Linked DNA regions of Mus musculus: region 2 is linked to region 1. A link is a loop called in an ENCODE intact Hi-C map of the cell type or tissue named here. Cell type or tissue: heart. All regions are shown on one strand. Links, peaks and the distances in the headings refer to the core of each region. The heading gives the core; the rest is flanking DNA. Region 1 overlaps Tk1 (thymidine kinase 1). Region 2 holds the start of Gm34418 (a long non-coding RNA gene).

Region 1 (15,474 bases), core at 12,969-15,468:
CCCACTGCGCCCAGGGGGTCTGGGCCTGGAGCCTTGGAGGTGCCCTGGCTCCCCGGAATCTCCCAGCCTAGCGGTGGAATCTAGTGACTCCGTCCTGGGTTGTACCCTGTCAGTCAGGATGGCAGTGCCAGGAGCCCTGACCCATACTCCGCGCCCAGTCCTGGAGTTCCGGCTTCATCCACAGCTGGGGGCGGGGCTTGTGACTGCCAGTTCCACAATCCTATTGAGAGCGTCCCCGCAGGATCGCTCTGGTCCTGCAAGTCTGGAGGCAGCCAGGTGCCCACAGACTCAGTTGCATCTGCCGCCTTGACGTGGGCTTGGCGGTGGCCTTAGGGTGTGGGGAGGAAGCGAAATGACTAGGACGATTCCAAAGGAGCTGCTTTCCAAACTTTGGCCAGTCTCTGCTGGTGACTTTCCCACCTCTGTCCTGGCTCCTGCGGGATCTGAGTCTGGCTGTGGATCTGACCACCCCAAGAACCTTGCTCTGAGGGGAACCGTTGTGGGGGTGGAGACTAGTAGTTCTCTGGAGGGGAGGGGCCGACGTGCCAAAGAAGCCGGAAGTCCTTGTAGGGAGAAGGCTGGCTGACTGGGGAGTCTCTTGCTTTAGGGGGAGTCTTGGAGGGAAATAGGGCAGCTGTTGAAGGGTGTTCTGGAAGATATTGGTTGATGCTGTAGAGTTGACTTGGGGCAGGGTGTTGGGGTGAGGGTTAGATGAAACACTGAGTTTCACCTCCGTGATTTTGTGTCCCATCCTATTTAAAACTCATTCAAATGGGAGGTGGTTATCAGCATTGAGGCAGCTGAGGCAGGATTGTCATGAATTTCAGGCCAGCCTGAACTTGAGTGAGATCCTGTCTTTTTTATTTCTCTTTACTTATTTTTATTTTGTATGTATGTTTGCCTGCATGTATGAAGGTACACCAACCACGTGCATGCCTGGTATTCAGAAGGTGGTTGGTTATCTTGTCCTCTGGAATTGGAGTCACAGGTGGTGATGAGCTAACATGAGGGTCTCCAGGTCCTCTGCAAGAGCAGTCAGTGCTCTTAACTGATGAGCCATCTCTCCAGCCTGAGATTCTATCTTAAAACAGCCAATAAGGACAGGTGTGGTGGTACAGGCCTTGAATCCCAGCATTCTATTCTGGAGGCAGAGGCAGGTTCTCTGAATTCCAGGACAGCTAGCTAATGGCATCCTGTCTCAGAGAAAGAAAGGAAAACCCTGAAACTTACAGATGCACACACGACCTCGCGGGCTGGAGACGTACGTAGGTCAGTGGGGTGAGCTTACCAACAAGTGTGAAGCCCTAGGTTCCAGTTGCCAGCGAGCAGGATGGGGTAGGGTTGGGAGGAGTCCAAGCAGGCATGCCAACACATGATTATCCCAGCATTGGGAGGTGGAGGCAGGAGGCAGGATCATTTTGAATTACAACTAAATGAAACTCCTTCACCCAAAACAAACAGAAAACCAAACCAACACCCCCTCCAAAAGAAACCCAAATCTTATTCAAAATGGAGATGGACGGATTCTTTTTTTAAAGACTTTATGTCTGTGAGTCCACTGTTGCTGTCTTCAGACACCAGAAGAGGGCATCAGATCTCATTACAGATGGTTGTGAGCCACCATGTGGGTGCTGGGAATTGAACTCAGAACCTCAGGAAGAGCAGTCAGTGCTCTTAACCGCTGAGCCATCTCTCCAGCCCAGGTGGATTCTTCTTTGTTCTTAGTCACAACCCTAAGTAAGGTCACTCTGTAGTCAGGCAGCTAGGGGGGTCACCTCGTCTCGTAATAAATAGCCCATTCTGTCCCCAGCCCCTTGTGGTCAGGAACTGCTTTGATGATACCCTGGCCACAGTCTGCCTGTCACCTCAGCCCCACAAAGCCAGAAGGGGTTGAAACAGCAGTCTCAGATGGGGACATCAGCAGAAAGACAAGAGACATCCTGATGTCCTGCTAGGATCCCCCTCTCTAGGCCCTCAGGGGGTCTGTACAGGCAATGGCCAACAGGCGTCTGCCACTGCCCATGGCATCTCCTCTCCCCCAGGTCTTGGCCTTGATCGTGTTCTCCTGCATCTTCGGCGAGGGCTACACCAACATTCACACATCTGATCAACTATACTGTGTGTTCAACCAGAATGAGGATGCCTGCCGCTACGGCAGCGCCATCGGGGTGCTGGCCTTCCTGGCCTCAGCCTTCTTCCTTGTGGTCGATGCCTTCTTCTCCCAGATAAGCAATGCCACTGACCGAAAGTACCTGGTCATTGGCGACCTGCTCTTCTCAGGTATGCCTGTGGCACTGCTATACCAGGGCTTCGGTACTGTTGGGAGGGGGTGCTGACAGCAGCTGAGGGCCATGAAACTCACCTGAGGCTTCTCCTAGGTCCTCCTGTTCCCTGGGATGGCACACAGGCTTTCTGACTTCAGAAATCAGGGGTGTTGGGGCATAAGAAACACAGTATCAGGTTTCCCGACTCATCAACCCCACCAAGTAGCTGACCCCCTTAGCCCTCACATCCCTCTGTGTCTATAGGTTACACAGCCTACGGCCCTGGGGAGAGTCATTCTCTGTCCCTCCTGGACCCTGGGGATCCAGGCTGTCCCTAGGGCCAACTCTCTCCCTTATTTCCCTAGCTCTCTGGACCTTCCTGTGGTTTGTTGGTTTCTGCTTCCTGACCAACCAGTGGGCAGCCACCAAACCTCAAGATGTCCGGGTGGGTGCGGACTCAGCTCGGGCAGCCATCACCTTCAGCTTCTTCTCCATCTTTTCCTGGGTAGGTGGACGGGGAGGGCAGTTTGGAGGTTTGGGTGTGGACTGAGGTCCCCTGCTGTGCCCATACCTTGGGTCTCCTCCACCTGCCCACAGGGTGTGCTGGCTTCCCTGGCCTACCAGCGCTACAAGGCTGGAGTGGATGCCTTCATTCAGAACTACGTGGATCCCACCCCGGATCCCAACACAGCCTATGCCTCCTACCCTAGTGCCTCCGTGGAAAACTACCAGCAGCCGCCCTTCACCCAGAATGTGGAGACTACTGAGGGCTACCAGCCTCCCCCTGTGTACTGAGCAGCCAGGGACAAGAAGGCAGGGAAGGGGTGGTTGGGAGAGGGCCGCCCCTCTACCCTGGACTTCTCTCAAGGGTTGCTACTCACAATGTAGTCCCTTGCCTGTTACAGTTGACAGCCAAAGAGTCCACGCCTTTCTGCCTCCCAGCTGCAGACAGAGCACACCTGAAGTGCCCATGCCCAGCTGGGCTTCGCCGCCGCCCACCCAATCCTCAAGGGCATTTTTGAGATGGTTTTGACTAGATCTTTTTATCCCCCACCATAGTACTGTAGATAGGACCCAGGGCTTGGATTTGCTTAACCAGCGCAGCCATCCAGCTGTGTGCCCAGCTCCTTGTTGCTTTTAGTAACCCCGATCCCCTTCTCAGAGAGCCAGAAGCAGGTGCCTGTTAGTGCTACCATGTTTTTGACCCATGCTAGTTTCTCCACTGGGAGCCCCAACTCTTTCCCCAAAGCCAAGCTTGGGGATCCTCGTGCCTGTCTCCCCACGTCCTCACTCAGGTTCAGGAGCCAGCTCTCTGCTGTGTCTTCTGGGGTCACCACTGTGCCAATTGTCCCCAGGCTGCCTGCCAACCGTGGGACAGGCAGAGGGACAAGATGCCACTTCCTTCTTTCTCCCGCTCCTGGCAGGAGGGACAGGATTTGCCTGGAGATAACACCCAGCTTTATGTAAATACTACCAAGCAGCGGTTAGATACTAGTGGGGAGGGCAGGAACCCCTGCACTGAATGTATTGGAGACTGGTGGGGATGGCCCTGCCCTCAGATTCTATAGACTAGTTTGGAGATGGAATAAACGGTTTTTCTCAGCGTGTTGTGCTGGGTGGCGCCTCAGGCTAGGGGTGGAGATACACTTTGGAAGGTATTGCTTTGAGACAAGGCCTCAAACTTACAGAGCCAAGGATGACCCACCCTCTGACTTCCCCCAAGTGCTTGGTTTCAAACCCTGGACTTCATGCCAGGCAACTAAGTCAGCTTCCAGCCTTTCAAAGGTAACATAACCCAGGCTTCAACTTGAGACAAACCTCCTGCCTCACCCTGGTTCTAGTTCTACACCATGACTCACTTTGTAGACCAGGCTGGCCTCAAACTCAGAAATCCACCTGCCTCTGCCTCCCAAGTGCTGAGATCAAAGGTGTGCACCACCACTGCCCGGCTTACACCATGTTTTTTGTTGTTTTGTTTTAGACAGGGTCTTACTGTGTAGCTCTGGCTGTCCTGGAACTCAGAGACCCACTTGGCTCTGCCCCTTGAGTGCTGGGTAAAGCTTAGACCATCATGCCCAGCTAGATGTTTTTTGAACTTGGGGTGGCAGCTTCCCCAGTGGGGTCTCATTCTTCATGCTGCCTTCCACTGCATCCTAAAATAGCTACCACGTCAGCTTGTAAAATGGATTGTTCTGGATAGCTTGCCAGGGTTCTGCTGCCTGCCAGGGCCCCTGGGTGCTGCCCCTCTGAGGTTGACTCTGGCCCCTCTTGACACCTTCCAGGGACCTGGCAGGCAGTGGACCCATCTCTCAGGAAGCAGCATAACCCTGAGGTAACTCTTGTGCAATGACAAGGCTGTCGATGGTGGCCGGCGGTGTCTTTCAAAATCTGAAGCATAAGCTAACAGCCCGGCTCTGAACTGTGGGCCTCCTCTGCAGAACATGCATTAAGCAGTTAATGAGTTAGATGGCAGGCAAGCTGGGCACAGCACCAGCGGCACACTGGCACCTTAGACCCAGGTCTCTAGTCCTCAAGGGTGTCACCCCACCCACTTTCCAAGGCCTATCTGAGTATCTGAGCTGTTTTCTCAACTCAAGCTATCAAATGTCTGTCTCATAAAACCTGACCACCCCCTAACCCCCATGCCAGCTAGAAACACCATCTCCTGACTCTCTAGCAGGTTCTTTGCCATTTTTTGTCACGAAACCAACCAGATAGAAATGTGGGGGACTGTTCTTCTTGGGCTGTGGTGAGACCATTGGTACTACAAAACACATTTCTACCCCCAAGTCATGTGGGTGCCGGTTGCAAGTTAGGGAAACCCAGGCTAAGGAGAAACACGTTCTCATTAGTAGTAAACTTTAATATTGTTCATTTTGCACAAGAAAAGTGGCTCACTAAGAGCTGAGGTTCTGAGGAGAGAATGTTTAGGCATAAATGGGGGAGCTGTGAGAGGCCTGGAGCCTTGGTGAGGGTGGGGCTCTGAGACTGAAACCCAGCCACCAACAAGGAAGAAACTAGCCCCACCAGTGTCACAATGCTGGACAGCTCTGTCCTCACCTTTGGCTGAACACGGGACCGCTAGCCACCAGGCAGGGTCTGGGCTCCAGTCTGCATTGAGGCATCTTGGCAATCAAGAAGGGAACTGAAAACGGCTTCAGCGAGTGGCAGCCTGTTCAAGGTACATTGTCCATTAGGAATGGCAGGCCCGCGCTCCCCCTGCTCTCTGAGAGTCCAACCTGGGTAGGAGCTGGCAGGCCTCAGGTCCCCTCAGTTGGCAGAGTTGTATTGTAGGACTTGCTGAGAGGCAAAGAGCTTCCTGACAACCAAGGCCTCTCCCGGCTGCCCCAGCACCAGACAGTTCTTGTTGTCTGAGCCAGCAGTCTGGGCTGAAGACTTCTTAAAGTAGCACAGGCGGCACACGGAGTGATACTTGTCGGCTCCGCCAATCACCTCCACCTGGTGGGAGGGAGATGTGAGGGCGGGACTCAGAAGCCGGAGCCTAAGCCCACCCCACTCCTTGGGCAGAAGTGTGTGTGTGTGTGTGTGTGTGTGTGTGTATACCTCTTTCTCCAGGCCCAATCACCTCCACCTGGTGGGAGGGAGATGTGAGGGTGGGACTCAGAAGCCAGAGCCTAAGCCCACCCCACTCCTTGGGCAGAAGTAAGTGTGTGTGTGTGTGTGTGTGTGTGTGTGTGTGTGTGTTGTGTGTGTGTGTGTGTGTGTGTGTGTGTGTGTGTGTGTGTGTGTGTGTGTGTGTGTGTACCTCTTTCTCCAGGCCCAGCCTCTTCGTGTAGGCAGCTTCTCGGAAGCACTCCATGCACACAGCGGTGAGCTTCACCACACTCTCCGCCAGGGGCACCAGGTTCAAGATGCTGCCGAAAGCCTGCACGGAAGACAGCAGGTGTGTGCGGTCAGTTAGCCAGGCACCTCCCTCCTCTGCCTGTGTTCACATGTGTATGTGTGTGGGGGCCAGAGAGCAACGTCAGGAGCTGTGCCTCTGCACTGTCTACCTTGGTGCTTTTGGAAACGGTCTCTCACTGGCTTGGGGCTTGCAGTGTAGACTAGATCAGCTTGCCAGTAAGCCGCTAAGATCTGCCTGTCTCTGTCTCCTGGTGATAGCATTTTAAAGAGTCCTGAGGATCTAACTCGAGCCTGTGTGCTTTGCAAGGCAAGCATGCTTCAGCTTGAGCTCTTCCCACCGCCAACGCTTCTCTTTTAAACCCCATGATTCAGGCTACATCATACTTTACTGATCCTGCTTTCTTGAGAGCCACACCCTCCTGCTCTCTACCCTTTGGCCAGTTCAGAGCACCCACTAGCCAATAGCTTCTATTCTGAACACACCTACTTCTGGGGAGACCTTGTATATTGTTTCCTGCCTCAGGATCCTCTGCCAAGCCAGAGTCAGACATCTTTACCTTCCTCTGGAAGGTCCCATCCAGCGCTGCCACAATTACTGTCTTGCCCTCGTTGGCCATCATTTCACAGAAATCCACAATGTCAGGAAACTGGGAAAAGTCCAGAGGATGAGGTGAGCTGCCCCAGGCAAGGGCCTCACGAAGACCGTGGGGGAGCTGAGCATGCAGGTAAGCCCAGAGCCGGAGACCAGACCACACCGCCAGTCCTGTTAAGACATCCCACCCACTTGCCCACTGCTACCCAGAGCTTGCCAGCAGGCTCCATCCAGCATCTGAGAGAGGCCTCTACACACCAGAGAGGCTGGAACAGCAGCTCTCAACTTGCAGGTCACGACCCCCGGGGGCTGAACGACCCTTTCTTTCACAGGGGTCACATATTAGATATTTGCATTATGATTCATAACAGCAGCAACATCATAGTTATTAAGTAGCAACAAAAATATATAGAATAGAGTTTATTTAGGCCATGAGGAGGGGAGTTGAGAGAGTAGCAGAGGCAGAGAAAAGCAGAAAGGAGAGAATAGAGACATGGGGGCCGACCATGACCATGTGGAGAGTGGGGGAAGGGAATGGGGAGCAAGGGGGTGAGAGGCAAGAGTGTAAGAAACAAAAATAATCTTCTGGCTGGGGTCACCACACGAGGAACTGTATTAAAGGTCTCAGTTAGGAAGGTTGAGAGCCACCAGGCTAGAACTTTCCCCTACAGTTCCTGGAAGGAAGCGGCCCTGCCAACACCAAGGGTCTCTTCCTTCCAGAACGGTCAGTGCACAAAGCTCTGGGCTTAAAGTCCTTGCTGACTTCTGTTAGGGCAGACTTAGAAGCTAAACACAGCTCATGTTTAAAATGGGCTTTCAGAGAGAGAACTCGGGGTGGACGGCAGGAAAGAGCACGTGCCACTCTTGCAAAGGACCCAGTTGCCAGGGCCACATGGTCACTTACAACCATATGTTAATTTCAGCTCCAGGGGCCCTGGTGACCTCTTCTGGCTTCTATGGACACTGCACACATTTGATAGACATACATATAAAAATAGCAAACACTCATACATTTCAGGAGCAGACCAGGTAGCTCAGTTGGTAGAAGAGAGCTTACCCAGTGTGCATGAAGCCTTGGGCTCCACCCCCAGCAATAAATGAACCAGACACAGTGTCCAACACCATAATACCAGTACTTTGAAGGTAGAAGGATTACAAAGTTCAAAGCTATGAGATCCTGTCCCAAAACATACAGGGCTGGGGAGATGGTTCAGCAGTTAAAAGTATGACTCGTTCCTATAGATTACCAGAATTCAATTCCCAGTACCCACATCAGATAGCTTAGCTCCAAGGGATCTAATATCCTCTTTTGGCCTCTGCAGGCACCCATAAACACGCACACGCACGCACGCTCTTCAGCCCCCATGGACGGGTGGAGGGAGAGCCTAAGTGAAAACCCAGAGAATAAGCACCATGAGGTTACACTGGCATTTTCCCACCAAGAAATCCCACGTGAGAGAGAATGGCTCTTGGCAATGAGATGTGCGAGGCAGGAGCAGGTTGGCAGGGATAGCTGCCCTCCGGGGTCACTCAGGCCGGCCAACCTTCAATAGCACAGTGTCTCCCTAGAATCAAGACCCAGGCTTCTCTCCCCTGCCCAGCAAGGCTGGGCATTTTCCTTAATAGTTCTTTACCTTCTTTGTTTGAGATAGGACTCTCACTGAATCTAGACCACAGCCATTCAGATGGGCGACAGGGAGCTCCAGGGACCCGCCTGCCTCTGCCTCCCTAGTACTGCGGTTATGGACACGTGGCTATACCCAGCATTTTACAGGGGTGCTAGGGACTCACGCCTGCAGAGCCAAGGCCTCACTGTTCTGTCTCCCCATCTCTTCCATCTTTTGCTTTTGATTGGTTATTACCGTGTAACCCAGGCTGGCCTGGTACTCAAAGCAATCTCCTGTCTCAGTGTTCGTGGAGCTGAGTGTGCAGGTCTGCCACCCTGCCTGGTTCCTCAGACCTTTTCTTGAGCACACTCCTGCTCCACGCCTTAGTGTTCTAGCCTTTCTCTTCGTCCCCAGTCCCTCCCAGTCTATCAACAGAGGTGAGCTGGAAGCTCCAGATTTGTCTCCAGACAGAGAATGCCACAGCCAAAGGGCAGAAACTTGGAATGAATGTGATTGGTCCCTGGACCCAGCCATCCCCACAATAGTCACAGCATGTGACATGGCCTGCTCTATAAAAACGCACATGTATAATTAGAAGCGTCCAGGCTGGGCTGGCACTCGTCAGAGTCCTGGCCCTGACTGAACATAATCTCTTGGGCCAACATCAGGCAAGGCACCCTGGCCAGCATGAATATAGACCCATTCCGCCGTCTCACCTGAGCATCGACAAAACAGGCACAGTTTATGCCAGAAGCAGCCAGACAGGCACTGCCCTCCCTCCAGGCTCCAACCCTTCTGCCAGAAGACCCACGGGAGCCCTCTCCTTCCCCCAACCCCCTCTCGGAATACCACTGCTCCATGACTAGTGTTTGCTCCGAGGCAGGTTTTAGAACCCACGATGTTGAACTGGCAGGGCATTCCCAGTAGTTCCTGGTTCAAAGACACTGATGTGACAAGCCTCCTCTTTCTGGTGTGCTCCTATTGTGTCCTAGATTGAGCCTGTCCTTACTGTGTCAAACAGAAAGGAAACACAAAGTCCCTGAAGATGCAAGCTTCTCTCTTGCCCAGAAGCCCGTGGGCCCTGGTGCTGGTGAATGAACACAGGGAAAGCTCTATATCCTCAGCTGTGGCTTCAGGGACCCTAAAGGACCCTCCACCCACTGTCTAAGGCAAGGACATGGAAGGAAGGGCAGCCCTTTTGTTTTGCAGTGGGGAGATCCTGAACTTAGTATAAAGAGCAGGTTCTAGAGACTGGGGCAGAAGCATGCAAGAACTGTGTTGTTTATATGAAGCTGGTGTGAGGGCCCATGACCGCAATCCCAGGACTCAGGGAGCTGAGTTCTAATCCAGCCCGGACCACAAAACAAGACCTATCTCAGAAATCAAAGTATCCACTAAATGAACTAGTTTTTCTTAATCATAAGGGGGAAGCATAGAAATAAATCTCTCTTATAGGCTAGGATGGGGAACAGGGCTGGAGCAACTGCTAGACTGGTGCCAGACCTGGGTACGAATCTACTGATCAGGAAGAGCTGAGAAAGGAAGGCAAGCCTAGGGAGTCGGCTGGGCCTCCGGGAACACCAGGAGAGCATAGCTAGTAAGCAGGCCACTGCGGCAGGCCTGAGGCGGGGAGCTGCACCCTAAGTCAACATCTCCACAGCCATCCTGCTCCAAGACTTACCTCTGAGGACAAAACAGATCTGGCACATCCTGGTGGATGGGCAGGTGCCAAGAGCACGGTTAGAGTGCCACAGCCGGAGCTGCCTCACTCTATCTGGGGGTTGAGGGCACACATAGGGCAGACTGGGACCCCTCCTCCATTAAACCCAAACAGCCTGGCTCCTTCCAGGGTAGAGCATGAGAGTGGGCGGCCAGAGAGCCACACAGAGTCCAACAGAAAGTCAGCAAGTGACATCGAGGCTCTGGCCCAAACCACAGGCCACCCGGGGCCATCATCCACCTTTGTGAACAAGCCACTTGCAGCCACAGGACAGTGAGGGATTCTTTTTCTTTTGTTTTGTTTTGTTTTCCAAGACAGGGTTTCTCTGTGTAGCCCTGGCTGTCCTGGAACTCACTTTGTAGACCAGGCTGTCCTCGAACTCAGAAATCCACCTGCTTCTGCCTCTGCCTCCCGAGTGCTGGGATTAAAGGCGTGCATCACCACGCCCGGCTGAGGGATTATTTATTGAGTGGTTTATTATGTTGCCACAGGTTGCATGCTTGGGACATATATGTTATCTTCGACAACTCTTTAAAATTTTTAAAAATTATGTGTATGTGTCTATGTAAGGTATGTGTGCGTGCATGTGTGTAGATGCCCGCACAGGCCAGGAGAGACCCTGAGCTGGGGTTAAAAGCAGCCCAATGCGGGTGCTGGGAACCAAAGTTGGGTCATTTGCACAGTAAGCAAGTGCTCTTAACACCCGAGCCTTCTCTCCAGCCCACTTCTTGTTTTTAAATGTCTATTACTATGTATGATGCATGGGGGTGGGCGCTCACATGTGGAGGTCAGAGGTCGACTCTGAGGAGGCGGATTCCTGCTTTTACCCTTTCATGAGTTCTAGGCTTAAACTCAGGTCGCCAGGCTGTGCAGCAAGCTCCTTTACCCACTGAGCCGTCTCACTGGCCCTATTTTTGGTTTGAGACGAGGTCTTACTCTATAGCTAAAGCTGGCTTTGAACTCCTGATCTTCCTCCTGCCTTAGTCTCCCAAGTACAGGGATCACAGCATTACCTTACCGTACATCAACAAATACTCTTGGAAACCTCTATGATGTTAAGTGTTAGAGGCCTCTGTCCTTGCTCTTCCTGGTGGACTGGAGACAGCCTGAAATTGGCAAAGAAGCGTGGCCAGTCCTTCCTGTTTACAGCCCCCCCCTGGAGCACAGGCTGATTCCAAACTGGCTAAATAGCCAATGATACTTTGAACCGATCCCCACCTCCATCTCTGGTGCTAGACTTATAGGCACTCCAGCATGTCTAGTTCATGCCATGCCGGGCTGGGCCCTGGGGCCTTGTGCTCACCAGGAAGGTGCTCTGCCAGCCCAGCTCGGTCCCCTATGGAAAGGCTTCTACATGGGAGTGAAGTTAAGACCACAAAAGACATAATTCCCACCCCAGTCAGAGGACGCCCAGGAAGCAAACACCACCTCCCAAACAGACCCTGAAACCAAAGCAAGGCTGGGATCAAAGGACCCAGCCACCACTGAGGCCAAGGCTAGAGCTCTCCCCCACAGCTACCTTGGCAAGGGGATCCGCACCCCAGTAAAGACAAGTTAATGACAGGGACTTCTGAGTCAGCAGGGCAGGAAGGGTCAGGGGTCAGGGTGAGGGTTATGCTGCAGGCTGACTTACAAACTGCCCCTCATCGATGCCAATGACGGCCACACCCAAGGACTCCTGGGTCACATCGCGGAGCATGCAGGCTGGCAATGCGTCCATGGTGTTCCTGGGAAGAGAAGGCCAAGAATGAGCAAGGGCAGAGACCAAGCACCCCGAGGACCCAGAGGCCCAGACAAGCGGCCTGAGGTGATCCATCAGTTTCTGTGGGGGAGCACTGGGGAATACAGGGACTTATTCAGAAAACCAGTTAAAAGACAAAGCAAAATAACTCATTTGAGACAGGGTCTCTCTGTAGACCAGACTGGCCCCATACTCTCTCTGCCTCTGCCCACCAAGTGCTAGAATTAAAGGTGTAAGTCACACATGGGGAAATGTTAAAAATGTAGCTGTATTTATTAGCAGTTTCCCTGCATATAGGTCTGTGTATTGTGTGCACATCTGGTGGCCTTAGAGTTTAGAAAAGGGTGTTAGATCCTCTGGAACTGGAGTCACTGATGGTTGTGAGCCATCAAATGTGCTGGGAACTGAACCTGGGTCCTTGACAAGAATAAGGACTCTTAGCCACAGAAGGCAGAGTGCGGTACCCAGGAAAGGAAAGCTGTCAGAGGCCCGTGGATCTGCCATGAGCAGCCCAAGGCGAGACGCATCCTGTTCTCAGTGTCTGGAATGGGGGTGGCCTTGGAAGCCAGGCAGCAGAGTGACCCTCTGGAACCCCTTCCAGTCACTGCCCTCCAGATTGGAGGACTCTCCACACCATGCGGCTGTCTGCTGGCAGAGCCAGGCTGAGAAGCCTCTGCTATAGGCCCCACTGGAGACCGCTTCCCGGCAAGGGAGAATCCACCCAGGCCTCTGAAGGCCAGCTTGGACACACTCCAGAACACCATTAAAGGATGCCGGGAACCTCTGCTCTAAGGAATGGAATGCTGGGCTGCACCCAGCGCCTTCTCCCTCTGGTTTCTGCCTCACTTTCAGAAACTAACTCAGAAAGCCGTTTCCCAAACCACAGACAAGCAGCATATAGTGGCATTCTTCCCAAGGAAAGCACCTCCTGGCCTACTTACTACCTCACCATCTTAAAATCTGGGAAGCTGGGTGTGGCCAACCACATCCGGAATCCTTGTATTTACATAGATCTGAAGGAGTTGTGGGCTGGGTGTGGGATTGCTAGCCTGTAATTCCAGGAGGAAGAGGAGGGAGGGTTACAAGTTATAACCCACCTATGCTACCTGAGACCTGCCTCAGTAAATGGGTTGAGAGATCATTTGTCATTCTTGCAGAGGACCTAGGTTCTACCCCCAGGAACCACATGGCAGCTGACAATTATCTATAATTCCTGTTCCAGGGAATCGGATGCTCTTTTCTGACCTCCCAGGGTACCAGACAAGCAAGTAGCGTGCAGATCTACATGCAAAAACCCTAAACAAATCAAAAACAGGATGGAGATGTCTGAATGTGTAAAGGGCTTGCTTTGAGAGCATACTGAGCCAGGTGTGGTGGGACATGTCATTGATCCCAGCGTTTGGCAGGCACAGTTGGATCTCTGTGAGTTCAAGGTCAACCTGGTCTACAGAGTGAATTCCAGGGCAACCAGAGGTCTGTAGAGAGTTCCTGTCTCAAAACAAAACAAAACAAAAAAAAGATATGGCCAATGAGTGTGGAACACAGATCTTATAACCCGAGGCTGTCCTCTGAACGCGGGTGTATGGTTACCTGTGTGCAAACACACACCTCCCTAAGAAACCAACCAAAGCTGGGCATGGTGGTGCACGCCTTTAATCCTAGCACTTGGGAGGCAGAGGCAGGAGGATTTCTGAGTTCAAGGCCAGCATGGTCTACAAAGTGAGTTCCAGGACAGCCAGGGCGACACAGAGAAACCCTGTCTCAGAAAAAAATAAAAGAAACCAACTAAAGAACACAACACAACACTCGGGCATCTTAAATTCTCTCTTCCCTCCCCTGGTAGAGGGGACCAGAGAGAGGACAGGCAACAAGCCAGCTGTGGCCACCACTCTAGGCACTGTTGCCTCCTCTGATTTCGGTCCTCCTGGATGCACATCCCGTCCTGAGCGCTGGCACCGTGGTTACAAAGACAGTTGTAAAGACCTCAGTACAGAGTCTGGCAGGAAGCCTGGCTTGAATCCCCAGGCCAACTCCCAAGTCCTGGTAGTTCTCGGCTCCACTTCCTGCTCCGCTTCAGAAACCTGCTCTACCCCAGGCTGCTCACCCTTGGCCCAGCTCCAGCAACCCCGAGAGGCACAAATTACTTTCTTGAACTCCTACCTACCCTTGGGCTCAGAGGGAAATGTCCAGTGGAAGGGCTGATAGATAGACAATTCAGAATGATGACGGCTACCTAATGGCAGAGAGCCAACTAAAGAGGGGGGGAAATATCTCTGGAGTCAAGAGGGCTGCAGCCTCTACCCAAGTGGGACCCAGGTTCTCCCAGCCTCCGTGGGTACAATGGACACTTGGGGACAGGTTATTCTAAGTAAGTTTTGAGCACTTATTCATATCCACTAGAGGCTAGCAGCAGTGTGCCCCGAGGCTTAGGGGTTTCCGAAGGGCAGGCTCAGGGGTAGGACTGACCGATCATGTGTGGAGAAGCTGTTGCTATAGCGCGTGTCTTTGGCATACTTGATGACCAGGCACTTGTACTGGGCGATCTGGAAGCGCCGGACTCTTCTCATCAGCTCTGTGCTGCAAGAATTAACCAGAGCACATGAGGCCCGAGCAAAAGGCGGGCTGCCACTACCACCTAGCGTCGGGCAGCCGGAACTGCAGCCGTTCACCCCATGCTGTTCTGAACAAAATTCAATTTTCATGAATGAACTTCAAAGTCTTTGACAGAATCACCAGAGAGCTTGCTTCTGGATCCCAGATCATGAGTTTGGCCCTCACCCTCGGGGCAAGGGACAAATTGAGGTGACACCAGACCATTCAGAAATAATGAGGTGCCTGGTATGGTGATGCACCCCAGCAGAGGCAAGCGGATCTCTGAGTTGGGCCACAAATAAAGACGCTGAGTTAAAAAAAAAAAAACAAAAACTAACCCCAAGATAAAGCAAAGAAAACCCAAGTAGTGTGTGTTTGTTATTCTGGGTGGGACTCCCAGAGTTTAGACCCTCACCTCAGAGTTAATTGGGCTCCAAGGCTTTAGGAGAGCTCGCATGGGGAATGAATGAGGAAACTGTCAGAGAAGGTGCCTAACTCCCAGGGGACACATGAGAGTTCGGTGGGCTCCTGGGTAATGTGGGCTGGGGTCTTCAATTGTACCCCCATGTGGTCCGCCTCAGCAAAGATAGGGTTCCCCAAGAGAAAAGGCTTGGGCAGGAGGATGGCAGCAATCCAGGAAATCGAATTTTGGGCGGGAATGTACACACAGAGGTCGAGCGCGTTTGCCGCCTAGTCAGAGGCTCCTGGGAAGATGGGGGAGGGGGGAGAGGAGAGCCAGGGCCTGCAGAGAGAGAGGCTGCAGAGAGAGAGGGAGGCCCACCGCCCCGAAGGCCCATTCATTACCTTTTCCCTGAGAACATGGGCCCGAGAATCACCTAGAAGAGAAGTCATTTAAGGGGTCTCCCCCTTGTACACCCCGCACCAGCCACCACCCGACCCCACTCCAGACCCCGCACCTGAATCTGCCCCCGAGTCTTGCTGGGGGAGCTGGGCAGCACGGTGGGCAGATTGATGTAGCTCATGGCTGCTGTGCAAACCTTAGTTAGCACCGAGAGTCCGTGGGTGGAAAAATTTCGACTTACTGCTCGCATTTGCCCGCGAACTCAAAAGGGGGCGGGACGAAGACAAGACTC
Region 2 (15,474 bases), core at 8,167-10,666, 350 kb before region 1:
TGTGCAAAGCCTTGGAGCAGTGGTGCCCAACTGTCCTAATGCTGCGACTTTTAATACAGTCCGTCATGTGGTGGTGACCCTCCCCCAACTCCCCAACAGTAAAATTATGTTGTTGTTACTTCATAACTGTAATTTTACTGCTGTTATCATGGGTCATAGTGTAATATCTGATATGCGACCCATGTGAGAAAGTCATTCCACCCCCAAAGAGGTCGAGACCCACAGGTTGAGAACCATTGCCTTCGAGGCTCCGCCCCTCTGTAAGGGTCCATGATTCAACAAAGAATGATACCCTGGACTCACACAGTGTGTAAAAGCAGAGACTGTTTCATTCTGCAGAAGTCCAGCATGCTGGGGTCTCCCATTCCAAGATGGAAAGATAACCAAGTGAGCTCGCAGGCCTGATTTAAAGGACCTTAGGGGGATTCTGGGGACCTTTATCTCGCTCTATCTCTAGGAACATTCCAGAACCCTTATGGGGCATGGGGTAGGAAGCTGTTGCTGGGGAGGAGTGGAAACTGTTACTGACCCGTTGCCCTTGCCTCAGGCCAGGTGGTAGGACAGCTTCTGATGACAGGGACGTTTCTGACTAGCCATCTGTAGCCTGGGGTTTTTCTAGTAACTGGCTTGCCTGGACTTGCCCAGTTCTTAGGCCTAGTCTCCTGAACTGCCAGTTTGAAGCCTGTCATGGAGTCAGCCTAGCCTTCTCACCTCAAATGTAATAACAGCAAGACGACCCTGTGAGTGAAGGTGCTTGCTCCCAGCCAAGCCTCATGACCCGATTTCTCCTGGCTAGGCACCATGTTCTGCCTACCACATGGTGGGATGAGAGAAATGACACTCGAAAGTTGTGCTCTGACCTCCACGTGTGCACCATAGCACGTGTGTGCACATAATAAATACTTAGACACAATGAAAAATTTTTAAATGGGACGATGTGTACTGTGTGCGCGAGGTCCCCTTTTTGGCTCAGCCTGTACCAATGAAATACATCCTACAAACAAGTTCAGAATATGGAGTAGAGAGATGGCTCAGTGCTTCTAGGGGACATGAGTTTAGCCTCAGGACCCACATCACTTTGGCACAACCAGGCTTGAGTTCAAATGCTGCTCTGTCCCCTACAGTCCCCTGGCTCTGGGCAGGTGACCACCTGTTCTCAATGTTCTTCTCTGTTGGGTAACAGTACCATGGTTGGCATGAGGACAAAATGGCAACTGCAGACTCAACTCTGGCCCATGCCCCTGGGGTTCTAGTCTCTGCTTTCCGTTTGAAAACTAGAACATGGGCGCGGGTGGGGATGGAGAGATATCTCAGAGGTTAAGAACACTGGATGCTCTTCCAGAACCCAGGTTCAATTCCCAGCACCCACATGGCAGCTCACACCTGTCTGTAACTCCAGTCCCTGGGCTTCTGACGCCCTCACACAGACATACATGCAGGCAAAACACCAATAAAAACAAAACTAAAAAATTGTATTTTAAAAAATGGAAAACAGAATATGGGAAAGGCCCCATATTCTGCATGTCGCCTGTCGAGTTGGCCCAGGGCCCTTGGTGGTATTTGTGTCTGAGGAGAGTAAGAATTTGCATGTCAACAGCTGGCCCTGCTGCATTAGGTTGGAAACAATCCTGTTGCAGCTTGTCAAGTGCCGCTGCTGCTGTGGTCGCTGGCACAGACAGCCCAGAGCGTCAGTTCTCTTGCCAAGCAAGCGGTACCTCAGTAGAGGACATCTTTGTTCCCTCGTCTCCCGGGACCTGCACGAGGACCGGGAAAGCTGGTTCTTTCTCCCCTTGGAAAAAGACTCAGTGGGCCCTGGAGAATTCTCAATGTCTCGTCTTTATCAAGAAGCCCCTTCTGTAGAGAACGGATGCTGCTGAGACTCCGTAGCATCTCAGCTCCACGTGTCTCCATGTCCTGTAGCAGTCTGCAAGTGTGAGCCTGCCAGCTCAGGCTGCTGAATGCCCTGCATTATTGGAGAGCCCCTGTCCACTTGGAGATGGTACCTGGGACACCTGCATGATGAGACACTCATGTGTGAGTGGCCAGGCTGGCCTTTGAGAGTCAGGGAACCTGAGGTACCTGTCTTGGTTCACTTGAGCCAGAAGTTTGGTTCCCAGGTCTATGTGCCAGTCTCTACCTCATCCACACTTTTCATCTTGCTCGCTCTGTGGGGATTCCTCCTCCCTACCTGCTCAGTGTTTCCATGGCCATTTTTCTGCCTCTGCCTCCTTGATCATCATTACAACCCTCAGGGCCATGGATACAATACTTGGGGGTACCAGAAAAAGCACCCCCACTAGCTCAGGGACTGAGTTAGTCAGCTTTCCCTTTCTCTAACGAATATCTAAGATGGGTTTGGAGAGAAGGCTCAGTAGGTAAGGTCCTTTCTGTGTAGGCCTGAGGTTCTGTGTTTGATCCCCATATCCATGGAAACAAAGCAGAAAGGGCTGGATTTTGTGAATGCTGGGATGCACACACAGGAGGATTCCTGGGGCTCCCTGGTCAGCCAGTCTCACTTAGTGAGAAGCAAAACAAAACAAACAAACAAATGCAGACTGTGCCTGAGGAACAACACCTGAGATTGGCCTCTGGCCTCTCTGTGCACACGCACCAGAGGGATCTTTTCCATCCTTACCAGTCTAGCCTTAACAACCCTGGCTCAGCACGACTTCCAGGGACCCTCACCCCAGCCACAGTCACGTCATCTCCCACCTGACTCCTCTGTCACTGTGAAGCCCCAACTGTCCAGGTTGGAAAATAGCACCTGTGCTAACATTTGTCTGACTGCTGGTGGGCAGAGCCCGAGGGAGGACGGAGCCTGAACTGTGAGTGGGATGTGCTGTCTGACAACAGTACCTCTGAAGTGGGATGCAGGCGTGAGCCTGTGCATCGGAAGAGCGGAATCCAGGTTTGGGGAGGGAAGCACAGATAGATCAGCTGCTGGCAGAAGAAGCTGGTGGAGGATGGGGGAAAAGGGAAGACAGGGCTACTGGCGCCCTCCCTTTCAGAGCCGTGGGAGCAGAGAATGTCCATGGACCCTGAATGGCTGAGAGGGAAAAATTCCCCTCTGACTCTCACCACTTCCTCTGGGCCCACATCTCCCACCTTGATTATATGACTTCTCAGGCCTGCCTGCAACTCTGTCCCTGGCCCGAGACTCCATATTTTTCCCATGGTGCCAGCGTGCATGCGTGCTTATGTTCGTGCGTGTACAGAATGGAAGATCCTGCCTATATAATCATTGCTGCTGCTACATAAACACTTCAGATAAACTGGGAAGACTCCCAGAGGGGACAACGGGGTACAACTGAAGGAGCAGAGAGGGGGTTCAGGACAGGAGAAAGCCACTGAAAGACATGTGGTAGCCATGAGAAGTTCCAGAAGTTTCTTGCTACACAGGACACTTGAAGGCAGAGGTTGGACACAAAAAGAAGCAGAGAGCAGACTGTGCTGTGCCTGCAGCCTAGGTCTCTATGTGTGCTGAGGAGGTGGGCCCAAGAGCTACCTCCAAGATCATCTTCTCCTTGTTCCTCTTAGTGAGCCAGTCTCTGACAAAGGGTGGACATGGCACAGGAGCAGGAAGCCAGCTGATGCTTTGCATCTTGGAACACAAGCATGAAGGAAAGGGAACACACTAGCACTGAGTGAGAGGTTTTGCTCTTAGAGCCTGCTTCCAGTGACACACTTCCTCCAACAAGGCCACACCTCCTAACCCTCCCCACACAGCTTCACTCACAGGGGACCAAGTATTCAGATGTCTAAGACTAAGGGGGCTATCTCATTCAAACCACCACATGAAGTGGAATTTTCTGCTTGTGAGCCACCATGTGGTTGCTGGGAACTAAACTCAGGACCTCTGGAGGAGCAGTCAGTGCTCTTAACCACTGAACCATCTCTCTAGCCTGAGAGGATGTTTTGCTGAGAACAGACACGTAGTGTTTTTCTAGAAGCTGCCTGGTGATAGGGCAGGTGATGATTTGCTGGAGCGGATGCTTGAGTGGACACGTGATGTTTGGAAAGGGTGTAAGTTAACCCTACAGACAGTGAACAATACTCTGGCCACTCTTTGCTGGTCTTCTTTGGGCTTTGCTGGCGCTGGTCTTCGCTGATGATGCTATGGCGTTGGCTTGCTTTGCCTTCTTTGCTGATCGTGACTTCATAGAGAGAAACACATCAAAGAACTTCTCCTGATATTCCGGTGGCTTCTTTCCGCTGACTTGGACCAATTGGCAGAACCTCTCTGTTTCTTTCCGATTGAACTGCCATTGCTGATTCGTGAGTGGTGGTTGCCAGGGGATCAAGCTACTGCTGTTGATTTCTGTGAGCTGAGCTGCCGATATCCTGACAATGAAGATTGGAATCGCCCCCCAAGGAACTAGGTCTAAACAGGTCCACATTTCCCTTGGCCCTATTAACATTTCCTTTCCACTCCCTTTGGTGGGAGGTGGGCTAGAAGGGAGGTTGAAGCATTTAAGATCCCTTACTAAAATAGATTTTGAAAGATCTAAGTCTATAAGCACAAGTCTCAACTTGACTGGATCAAGATGTGTACTTCCACAGACAACTGGTAAGCGGATGGTGACTGAGGAATGAGGAGGTCACGTCCTGCATGTAGACAACGCCATCCAACAGGCTGGCAGGCAGGTGAAGGAAGGTGGAGAAGGAAGAAGGGAGCTTGTGCACATGCAAGCCACACACACACACACACACACACACACACACACACACACACCACACACCACACACACACACACACACACACACACCACACACACACACACACACACACACACACACACATGTATCTGTAGCTGCTGTCAATCACTGATGTCAGACTCCAGCTCCTCTTTCAACATGGCGACTCCCGGAGGAGCTCCCAGATCGTCCACACCCAACAGAACCACGGAGCACCTGGCTCTCCAGACTCAGCACCTGCTGTTCTCTGTATCTCTGCTTGCAGATGGCTGTTACTGGACTTCTCGGTAGCCAGCCTTCTCAGGAGAGCTGCATCTCCAGGACCATTCAGAGAAAATGAGTGGGCATACCAACCACACCGGAATGAGGCAGATGGACAGATGTAGCGCCAGCTCAAGGCCAATGCTGTTCCACCAATAAGCATAGAAGGGAAGGGCTGGAGGGATGGCTCAGCTGAGTGAATACTACTCTTGCTGAGAGCCCAGTCCCAGACCCCACAACTTCAGGGGACCCAGCACCCTCTACTGGCCTCTGTGGATACCTCATGGGCATGTACATACCCACACACAGACACATAATTTACAATAATAAAAAAATAAATCCTAATAAAGGGAAAGAAAAGAGCAAAAGTTATGTAGAATATTTTCTACATAATTCTACTGTGAAGCCTAATGTTAGCAAGGGTGAAGGTGACAAAGGAGGGCCCTGAGGAAAGGGAGAAAGGAAAGAAGAAGAAGCAAGAAGATAAAACAAAAACAAGATATTTTGAAAAGTGAAATATAAACATGTTTTAAAAAAGAATTGGAGTGTCTTGATTCTGGGTCGCAGGTTGTGGTAAGTGGAATAGTGGGCTCTAGTCTGCTGTGGCTCGCTCTGTTCCTACTGCTTATGCCTGAGCTGTGCAGGCAGAGGGCTGTGCCAGCCAGGGGCGTGTCTGCAGGGGGGCGTGTCTGAAGAGGGGCGTGTTTTCTTTGGAAGCTTCGCCATTCTGTGTTCTGACACCTCCCAATCCTGAAGACCAGATCTGAGTTCAGAGAGCTTTTAGTCCCTTCCGGCAGCAAACTAAAGGGTCCTGGGAGGCAGCACCAGAGGCTGAGCGATCCGCCAGACAGTGGCTCGCAGCTGAAGCCCCACAGTAACCCACAGGCTTGGTCCTTCTCACAGAGAACCGGCCACGGACTATGAAGCCCTCCTTGCTTAGGGTTCCTCTCAGGGTGATGCCTGGAGCAACATGGTGGTTCCTGGGAGACACTTCCCTATCTTGGAGACTCCAATAGCAGACTGAGAAAGGACAGAGAGGCCGGGAAGTTCTCAGGAACAGGAGAAGAAAAGGGAACCTCTCACCCAGCGATCTGGTTGAAACCTGTTGACAAAGCAACAAGGACTCCAGTACAACTACCACTGCTAAGTATCCCTCCCAGCCTTAAACCTGCAGTTTTCCAGAAACTCCGTTTACAGGGAAAAGAGGCAGACTGAACCTCTCTTGCGAGCCTAGTGAATCTTGGCATTTCCTTCTTGGACTGCAGTGTCCTCCAGCCCAAGAGACACCTTGGCTAGCTTACTGAATGAGAGAGAAAAGGAAAGATGGGATTTCTGAGCATAACTTGAGAGCTATTACAATGCTATGCTCTCCCTCCCTCCTCTTCCCCTCCCTCCCCTCCCCTTCCCTCCCCACACTTCCCCGTCCCACCACCTTCTTTCTTCCTCTCTCCCTCCCCACTCTCCCCCTCCCCCCTGCTCCCCTCCCCCTCCCTCCTCTCTCCCTCCCCTCTCTCTTCCCCCTCCCCCTTTCTTTCATCAGAGTAGAGTCTCTCCTTTTTCACTCTGATTCTTCCCATTCATGTAGTCACACAAACACTTCCAGCTCCCACCCTCCCTTGGAAGCCCTCTTTTCTTGTTCTTATGAAACCACTAATACCACCATAGGGGCTCCATTGTCATGACAGTGTCTAACCCCAATCACCGCCTACCCACACCTGCAGATGACATCACCGCATGGTTTTGAGGAACAGATCCCCGACATGTGAAAGAGCAACACATCAGAACACAGCAGGGAGGCAGACATCAGCTCTGCAGCCCTGGCCTCTGCTCACCAAGGGCCCTGACCCTGCTCCTGTCTGTCCTGAGTCACACCCATGGGGGCCAAAAACCAGGAGAGCTGATCCTCTAGTGTTCCTGGGACAGGCGACAGAGAGCTGACCCTTCCTCTTCTGAGGCAGGAGTTTCCTGAGTTTCACCCCAGTGGCATGGGGAGATGCCCTAGAGGAAAATGGGTCCCTGTGCCTGGGCTCTGACCATCTTCATGGCCATGCACCAGATATCTGGTCTGAGCAAGCAGATGGGGCTGTGAACACAGAGTATTATAACTTTAGTTTTTTTCAAAGCCCCCCCCCCTTTTTTTTTGTTTTTTCAAACAATGGTTCTTAAATGCTTTAACCTCCCTTCTAGCCCACCACCCACCAGAGGCAATGGAAACGAGAGGATATGGAGCAGAAGGGAGGTGGGAAGTGGACCTGTTTAGAGATGGTTCTTTGGAACAAATCCCATCTGTGTTGTCAGGAAATCAGCAGTTCAGTTTACAGGCCAGCAGCAGCAGCTCAGTCCACTTGCAAACACTTCCCAGATACATCAGCAGTCTACAGGGATAGCCAGGCCTCAGCCAAATCAGCACAAGTCAGCAGGAGGGACTCCAGGAAAAGTTCTCAGCTGCTGCTCTCTCCCAAAGAAGCGAAGATCAGCGAAGACTCAAGACCAACAAGCATTGCCCAGCCAGCTCTTTAAGCAAGCCTGAAGCTCAGCTCAGCCCAGCCAAGCCAAGCCCAGCCAGCTCCCATCACTGTCCACCAAGTCCTATTTATAATTCCCTCAAACTTCACGTGTCCTCCACGGGTCTTGCTTCACCAAGTGTCTTGCCTCAGCCCGTGTGTCTGTCTCAGTTGACATCGCTCTGCCCGTGTCCCGGAAAGCAGCAAGAAGCCATAGCACACCACTAGAAGGTTTTTTTGGTGCATTTCTCTCTATGGAGCCCTGACAAATGGAGCTCAACTATGCACTGTAAGACGGACCAATACATGCATGTCGTAAGTGAAGAATCCTTCATCACGTGTCCTTTCACATGCTTCCTTTAGCAGAACATCCTTTCACCTGTGTTTGCTTCGGCGAAATGTTCCTTTGTGTGTTTGCCCCAGCAAGACACCATCCAACACAACTGACTTTTCAAAGAACCCTTAAGTTTCCACTTCAAAACACAGTGGGCTGTTGAGCTCTGGGTGAAGAAAGTTACAGAAGTAATGGGGCAGGTCCTTCCCAGCCCTGAGCCTATCACTTCTGCAGGCTGTGTGTGCTCAGAAAACCATGCAGCTGAGATGGAGCTCAGGGAGAGGTCCTGGTGTGAACTGACTGCTGCTTTGGGGATACTGCTCCAAGAAGCCTCCACATCACTCCTAACCCAGGGAGCCAGGCCACGTGCAGAACATTTCCCTCTCTCCCCACTGCCTCTGAGCAGGAACATGAGGCGGCACCATGATCGCTAGCCTATCGCAGGCCATTTCCTGGGCCTTTGATCAACCTCAGTGGGGAAACCTCTAGGATACAGAAAAGGGCATCCAAACCCCCAGTTCCGTAGTCAACTCTCATTTCAATCAAGAGGCCCCAAGTTCACAGATTTAGATTCTTGGGAGCTGTGGTTTTTTTCTTCTTAAAAAATTGAGCTGCTGCCTTGCCTCTTTGAGGCCCCAGGAGTCTGAACAGAGATGGTTTCCAAATGGGTGGAGAGAAAGCGCCTGTGCCAAGCCCGAGGGACCTGGCTTTGGGATGGCTGATCTGCCATGTTCATCCCTGGATGGCTGTGAGCCAGGTATCTTCTGGCCAGGAAAGCCTCTGCCCTGAGCATCCTTCTGGCCCCAAGCCAGACCTAGAGCCCCTCCCTATTTGATGGCTAATGCTAAAGACTGGGCCAGGAAGTAGGCAGATCGCTTTTTGAGTTTTCCTTGGTTATCCTCTCAGGACACCCACTCAGCCTCCGTCCGTCCTATGGCTGATGGGGAACCTCCTCAAACCCTGAGGGATCCAGAGCCTTTTATTCTAGGGGTGCTGTGGGTAGAGGCATTTCCAGCTGCCCTCACTCCCTGGGCCCATCTTCTGCTGTTGTTCTTGCTGTGTTGATTTGCATGCCATTTTGCTTGTGGTCTCCATGGCAACCACCACCAAATGGCCTAGGGATAATGGAGGGGCTCTGGGTAGGGGAGGGGGAAGCCTCATGAGTGGTTTTGACTTCAAAAAAAAAAAAGAAAGAAAAGAAAACAGTGATTCCGCAGCGCAGCGTGCCTGGCAGAGGGGCAGCCCTTCCCCCGCCTGCAATCCCTCAGCGCCCCTCACCCAAGGCTTCTTTCTAACTTGTGAGGGGGAGGGAGGCAGTATCCTGGAACAGGAGTCCTTGCATCTGGCTTCAGAACAATGGGAAGAATCAGGGAAAGCAGTGGCGGCCAGAGGAGGGAACCCTTGGGGGCAACCAGCGCCTTCTGGAACCATCTGCAGCTTCCAGAACAAATCTCCAGCCGGCAGCTCTCCTGCTCCGGCCATCTTTGCTCTCCCTCTTGCCAGGTCCCTCCACCCTTCCCAAATCTCCTCTCCACAAGGAAAGAGAGAAAAATAGAAGCATGACTTCATGTCTCAGGGCCTGGCTCCTGGGTGGAGGATCTAGAGGAGTTTAATTGTTCGCATATGTCCAGCTCTAGCCCTTCACAAAATGTGTTCAGGGCCGTGAGCTGCAGCGGTTGAAAAGCTGGGGAGATAGCACGGGGATTGTTGGGCTTAAAGATGAGCAGACTACAGCTCAGGGCTGTGAGTGCGGCACAAAGAGGGGGACCCAGGCCAGCTCTATGGAGGGCTGGAAACCAGCCTCCGATTTATGTTCGATGCACTTAAGTGGACCGAGCTTTCTTCTCTTCATCCATTCCGTGCGTTTCTCAAGCTAACTTCTCTCCTGCTGCCAAGGCTCTGTGGGTGCTGGAGGTGAGCTCCTGCCTCCCTCCGACCCATAGCCCCGTAGAGCTTGGCCCTGTTGCTGCCTGAGGCCAGTGGCTGGCCTGACGCCATCTCCTTGCTCTCTGAGTCGCTCTGCTCTTTCATGGCTCTTCTCTCCTTCCAAGGTGCAGCGGTTCCTTGAAACATCCGGATCATCCAATAAACATCTTTACAACAAGAGACCACACCTGCCCCAGACAACAGGAAGCCCCACAGGACAGCTGACCCATGATAGTCACTAAGAACCGTGGGAGCTGAGGCTACCCCCTTCCCCACCCCCCCACCCCCCCACCCCCCCACCCCCCACCCCCCACCCCCAGCATAGAAGCAGTCATCTCTTGGATGGATCTGGAGTCATGGAAAGTTTTTTACCTGCTTCCCCAGGGTGGCGCTGCTTGGCTCTGGGTTGGATGTATTGGGGCAGGTGGCTGAGCCTCACTTGTTTGGACTTTGGGGAGCAGAGACTAACAATGAACTGGTAACAACCAACCGCACAGTGCAAATGCAGCACACTGCCTAACATAAGACAGAGGGAACCACAACACATGGCTTGCGGAGCTGGGCGAGCACACACTGCTATTCCTTCATGAGAGGATAAACTGGGGTCCAAGAGAGTCTAAGCGGGCTCAACCCCCAGCACCACATGAACTGGGCATAAAGTAATTATGGCAGCACAGGTCTATATTCCCAGCACTGGAAAATAGAGGCAGGAGGAGCAGAAGTTATAGGCTGCTATCCTCGGCTACAATCAAGTTCAAGGCCAGCCTGGGATACATGATTAATCCTTGACACAGCAACAAATGGAATCCTAAGAAATACACAAGGCAGAGAGGAGGGAGGGACAGAGCAGGTGGGATAAACAGCAAGGACAAGGCAAGATGTCGGACATGAGCCCCACCCCAGAGACAGCCCATTAAACAGGAACAGTCAAAACCCTCCAGCTGAAAACCAGAGATCAGGAGCTGGGGAAGTGGCTCTTCAAGCTCGAGGACCAGGGTTCAGATCCCAGGTAGGGCATGATGGCCTGCCCAGAGATCCTGGAGCAAACCGCTAGGAGAGAATGTGGCATTGACCCTATGCACAGCTGTGCTCCAAGCTCCCTGAAAATGGAAGCTTTGCTCGGCTGAGCAACCCCAGGGCATTGGACAGCTGCTACCATGCTCCTAGAGAGGCTCTGTAATGTCCCTGGATTGACATCCCTATGTAAGTGTGCATATGTGCACGTGTTTCATTGCCCAGGGCTCAATACGAATGATATATGGGGATTTAGGTGGCAGTTGGAACAACTGAAGAAAATGGTTGTGATACCAAAGCAGTGAGGTCTGTGTGCATGCACACGTGTGTGTTTATGTATGCACATGCGTGCACACACATATGTTCACATGTGTGTTCACAGGTGTATGTTCATGTGTGTGTGTGAATGTGTGCACACATGTATGTTCGTATGTGTGTTCACAGGTGTATGCTCATGTATGTGTGTGTGAATGTGTGTACACGTGTGTTTATGTATGCACATGAGTGCACACCTGTATGTTCCCATGTGTGTTCATGGGTGTGTATGTGAATGTGTATGGCACTCAGAAGACAACCTTGGCTGTCATTCCTTGGGTGCTGTCACCTTGTTTGTTGCCCTGAAACCCAATGAGCAGGCTAGCTGGCTGGCCTGTCCCCAGGAGCCTCCCTGTCCCCATCTCCCCAGCCCTGGGAGTACAAGCAGGGGCCACCATATCTGGCTTGTATGTGTATTCTTCAGATTGAACTCAGGTCCCATGCTTGTCGGGCAACTGTTTTGCCATCTCCACAAGGCCAAGAAGTTTTCCTGAAGTGTAGAAGCAGCTAAGCTGCTGAGCTGTGGAGCTTCTGAGCCACACACACACACGAACACACATGGAAACATACATGTGTGCACACATATGCATACATAAACACATGTGTGCACACAGAGCCTGCTGAGTTAAAGCTCTGGCCAGCAACGTGCTTTAACAATGGTGACACCAGAGGGCAGGGAGTAGCTGAAGGTACTTGCCACCAAGCCTAATGACCTGGCTTTGACCCCCTAGAGAATTGACTCCCGTAGTTGTTCTCGGATGTCCACACATGTGCTATGGCACACTTGTGCCCCCCCCCAACATACAAATAAGTAAACATAAAAATAGCGTTTGAAATTTAGATGCTGGGGAGGTGGACAGTTTAGGGATTAAGAACACTTGCTGCTCTTACAGAGGACCCGAATTTGGTTCCTAGCACCCAAAAGGTAGCTTACAGCCAGTTCTATGGGATCTGATGTCCTTATCTGGTTTCCACAAGAAATAGGTTCACACCTGGTACACAGACATACATTCAGGCAAAGTACTCATACACATAAAATATATAAATCCTTTTAAAATTAATTAATCTTAAAAAAATATCAGTGATACCCCTTCCACCTGCACAAGTAGGAGCAGGCGCCCTGGCCACTGGGTCTACTGAGCAGTCAGGGAGGCCGGCCCAGTGCAAAGGAGGAGTTCCAGCTGTAATTTCTTCTTCCTCCCAGTTTCTCTGCGTTAATTACCTCCGGTGTGGCTTCTGACTTCTGCAGAGGAGCTGGGCTTTCCCCAGAATCCCCGAGAGAGGTGGGCCTGGTCTCTTGTTGCAGGAGGCACCTGATAAAATCCAGCAGTGGGGCCTCATTGTCCCGTTGTCCCGTTTGCCGATCTGGCAGGTGCAGAATCGCCCGGGGTGAGGCGACCTCCCAACAGCCAGCTTTGCCCATCTCCCACCCAAAACCCGGGGCGCGGCACGTGGCATCAGTCGCTTGGCACGGCCCACCTCTCTTGTTTGCCAGTTCCCTCCACCACCTCCCTTCTTCCTAATTAACTCCACGGCAGCAAGTCTGTGTTCCTCTGCCCGGGCAACGAGCCAGCATCCTGGCATGCGCCTGCCTGCGGGCTGGAGATGAGCGCCCCACACACAGCCTGGAGCCACCCCCAAACTTCAGCAGCAAGGACCCTCTCCAACCTCAGGTCTGGGTGGCAGGGGTGCCCCTGGCTGGCTGGGTGACAAGACAGGCCCGAGGCACTAGATTTTGTGTGTTAGTTAGGAAGCACTGAGAAATTGCTGTTTGGGTTCTGGCTCCTCCTCCTGCGAGGAAGGTGCTGGGGATTCTTCGATCATGGGCAGATCTGGCAGTGAGCCCAAGAGGAAGTGCTGGGGGGGGGGGCGGGGGGAGGTGCTGAGGGGGAGGAGTAGCTGAGGGGGAGGAGTAGCTGAGGGGGAGGAGCTGCGGAGGAGGAGGAGCTGGCGAGGTGGAAGAGCTGAGGAGAAGGGGAAGAAGGATTCGGATTCTCTTAGGCCTTGTACGAACTGTGATAGGCACCCACAGAGACTAAAGCTAGGAGCTAGGAGCGGGGAGAGCACCCGATGATCGTCCCCAGTCCTCTCCAGTCCTCCCACCTGCTCAGCCTCGGGTTGCCTCTCTATGCACTGAAGAAAGGCAGGCAGCTCTTCCCTGGACGCCCAAGCTGACATTGTAACCCTGAGATCTGGATAGCAGCCTGGGAATCTGCATGGCTCCCACCGCCTGGAACCTCTCAGCCAGCCAGTGGTCAGGTCACCAGACGGAGTCCCTTTCCACTTCCACCTCGGGGTATACATAGGTCAAAAGGCCCAGAGACAAGAGAGGGACAGATGTAGACAGCCATTTAGAATATAAAAGAAAATTAACAGGGTGTCCCAAGTCACCATGCATCTCTCAGTCAGGCAAAGGAGCTGTGAGGCAGAGGAAGACTCCTGGAGCCCCTCTTCTTTATTCCCCAGCCCGGAGAGAAGAGGGGGGGGGGCTCTAGTCGCACCTGGTCACCCCACCCCTCTCCTCTCCTGTCAGTCAGCATATCCATAGGGGAACTTAGCGCAAAGAAGGCCTTCTGATGTTTGTTTTTAAAAAAAGGAGGGAGGGATGGGAGGACGGAAGGGAGACTGACAGACGGACAGAGGACTGGAACGGGGAGGGAAGAGGGAAAGAGATGAGAAGGAAGGAGAAGGGGAGGGGGTGGGAGGAGAATAAGACAGAAAGGGTGAAGGAGGAGAAAGAGAAGCAGGAATAGAGGAATTAGGAAGGGAAGAAAGAGGCAAAAGAGAAGAGAAAGAAGAAAGATTAGAGGGAGGGAGGGAAGCTGGAAGGAATCATTTTATTTTATTTTATTTTATTTTATTTTATTTTATTTTATTTTATTTTATTTTTTTAGACACTCAGAAGGAACAGTAAAAACCCTGAGCTGAAAGCTTGTCCCATCTCTCCGGTAGCTCCTGTCAACCTCCCTCCAGGCTTCTCGCTCCAGTACAGTGAGGGCAGGCCCTGGCGCAGGTACATGAGCTCCAAGCTCTGCCATGCTGGGATCTGCCTCCCAGACGCCAGCGTCATCCCGTGCACTGCAGCTCAGCCTCCTTCCCGGCTTCCCACAGAAGAGGAGCTGGCTGGCTGAGCATCCAGCACTGCCTCGTGCAGGCAAGACTCATCCGTAATGACAGGAAAGGATGTCTGCCCATGCTGGAAGCCACCTGGGACCCCAGAGCTTGCCGCACACTCTGTCATAAAATATCTTGTCACCCCGGCAAGTATCATCTCTGACAAAATATTTCTGGATACAAAAACAAGAGGCCTATTGATTTTTTTTTCACGAGGTCACACCACCTTGTGGGTGGCCCTGTGTAGCTCAGTTGTCATGGATTCTGTCCCTGAATGCCCACTGGGACCAGGGTGGCTGCTGACCCAGCGAGCCCCCATCCTAGTGATGGTTGCTCTGGAGCTAGCACCAGCATGGATATCCTTGTTTCTTTTGTGTTGCTGTGATAAAATACCCTAAATAAAAGCTTCTTGGTGGTAGGGGAGGGTGGGGGGGGGGGAGGAAGTGCTTATTTTAGCACTTAATTCCAGGTTTCGATGCACCACTCTGGGGAAGTCACAGTAGAGGCACTTTAAGACAGATGGTCTCCGGTTGCATCCACAGGCAAGAGCAGAGGAAAACAAATGCGCGATTGATTATGCTTAGACTCCTCTCTGCTCTTACACAGTCAAGGACCCACTGCCTAGGGAATGGGGTCATCCACAGTGGGCTGTGTCCTCCCACACCAATTAAGACAGTCTCCCAGAGACAATCACAGGCCCATCTGATCTAGACCATCCCTCACTGAGACACCCTTCCCAAGCATCATAGATCGTGTCAAGCTGGCAATCAAAAGCAATTATCATAGTTTCCCAGCCTGGAAGCAGCACAGGCAGGTGACAGCTCAGACACCCGAGAGAAGACCCGAGTGTCCATTTCAGGAGTCTGTACATCCCCCTTAGGAAATCTATTACAGCAGAAATGTATGTCTACTGTCTGGGTCTACGTAGACCTGAGGGGGATATGTCTGCTGTCTAGTTCTACGTAGACTCAAGGTGGGGCTTTCTCAGCACCCCTTACCCTACCCCCATGGGTCCTTCACTTGATAGGGAGAGTCTGTGTAGGGCTTGAGTCTAGCGAATTTGACACTGATGTGTCTGGCTCCAGCAGTGGTCATCTGCAGGACCTGGAGCCTAATCTTTTTCTCTCAGCCTTAATCCACTCTTGGTAAAATGATCATGACAACCCCTCAATGGGATATCAAGACTTGTATCTGGTGGTTGCCCCGGTTCCTATCGTGGAATATCAACATTCTCAGAAACTACTACTGAGTGGTGGGGCAGGGCCTGTGCTAATAGAGAGGCCAGTGGCAGGCTACAGGCAGCTCTGGGAT

The links. Hi-C counts contacts between places; a loop is a spot of excess contacts. Peaks named below come from ENCODE experiments on the same cell type or tissue, not always from the same donor. Only the 100,000 strongest peaks of a DNase experiment are listed, where the experiment ranks them.
Region 2: a loop joins it to region 1, with 2.3 times the contacts of the local background. A loop is called at or near these places in 3 of 42 quality-filtered maps.

What each region holds. Positions count from the first base shown.
Region 1 is chr11:117,810,417-117,825,890 of GRCm38, forward strand. Tk1 (thymidine kinase 1) reads right to left here. Exons shown (of 7, transcript NM_009387.2): 1 at 15,298-15,474; 2 at 15,185-15,216; 3 at 14,255-14,365; 4 at 11,681-11,774; 5 at 6,686-6,775; 6 at 6,031-6,150; 7 at 5,103-5,723. The coding sequence starts at 15,363. The coding sequence ends at 5,535. Syngr2 (synaptogyrin 2) reads left to right here. Exons shown (of 4, transcript NM_009304.2): 2 at 2,043-2,280; 3 at 2,630-2,769; 4 at 2,862-3,870. The coding sequence ends at 3,059. It also overlaps a transcript of Afmid not described here. Among named protein-coding and RNA genes, the nearest start is that of Afmid, 7.8 kb to the right of the region's middle. In heart, for the core only: a CTCF peak has its summit at 14,426; DNase peaks (open chromatin) are centred at 13,805, 14,325 and 15,135; H3K4me3 peaks cover 1,906 bases; H3K27ac peaks cover 1,691 bases.
Region 2 is chr11:117,470,208-117,485,681 of GRCm38, forward strand. Gm34418 (a long non-coding RNA gene) reads right to left here and starts at 12,845. Exons shown (of 2, transcript XR_389180.4): 1 at 12,272-12,845; 2 at 9,365-9,857. It overlaps Gm11733 (predicted gene 11733), which reads left to right and starts at 14,161. Exons shown (of 3, transcript NR_130966.1): 1 at 14,161-14,309. In heart, for the core only: no CTCF peak of the experiment used is centred there; DNase peaks (open chromatin) are centred at 8,524 and 9,244; H3K4me3 peaks cover 965 bases; H3K27ac peaks cover 1,423 bases.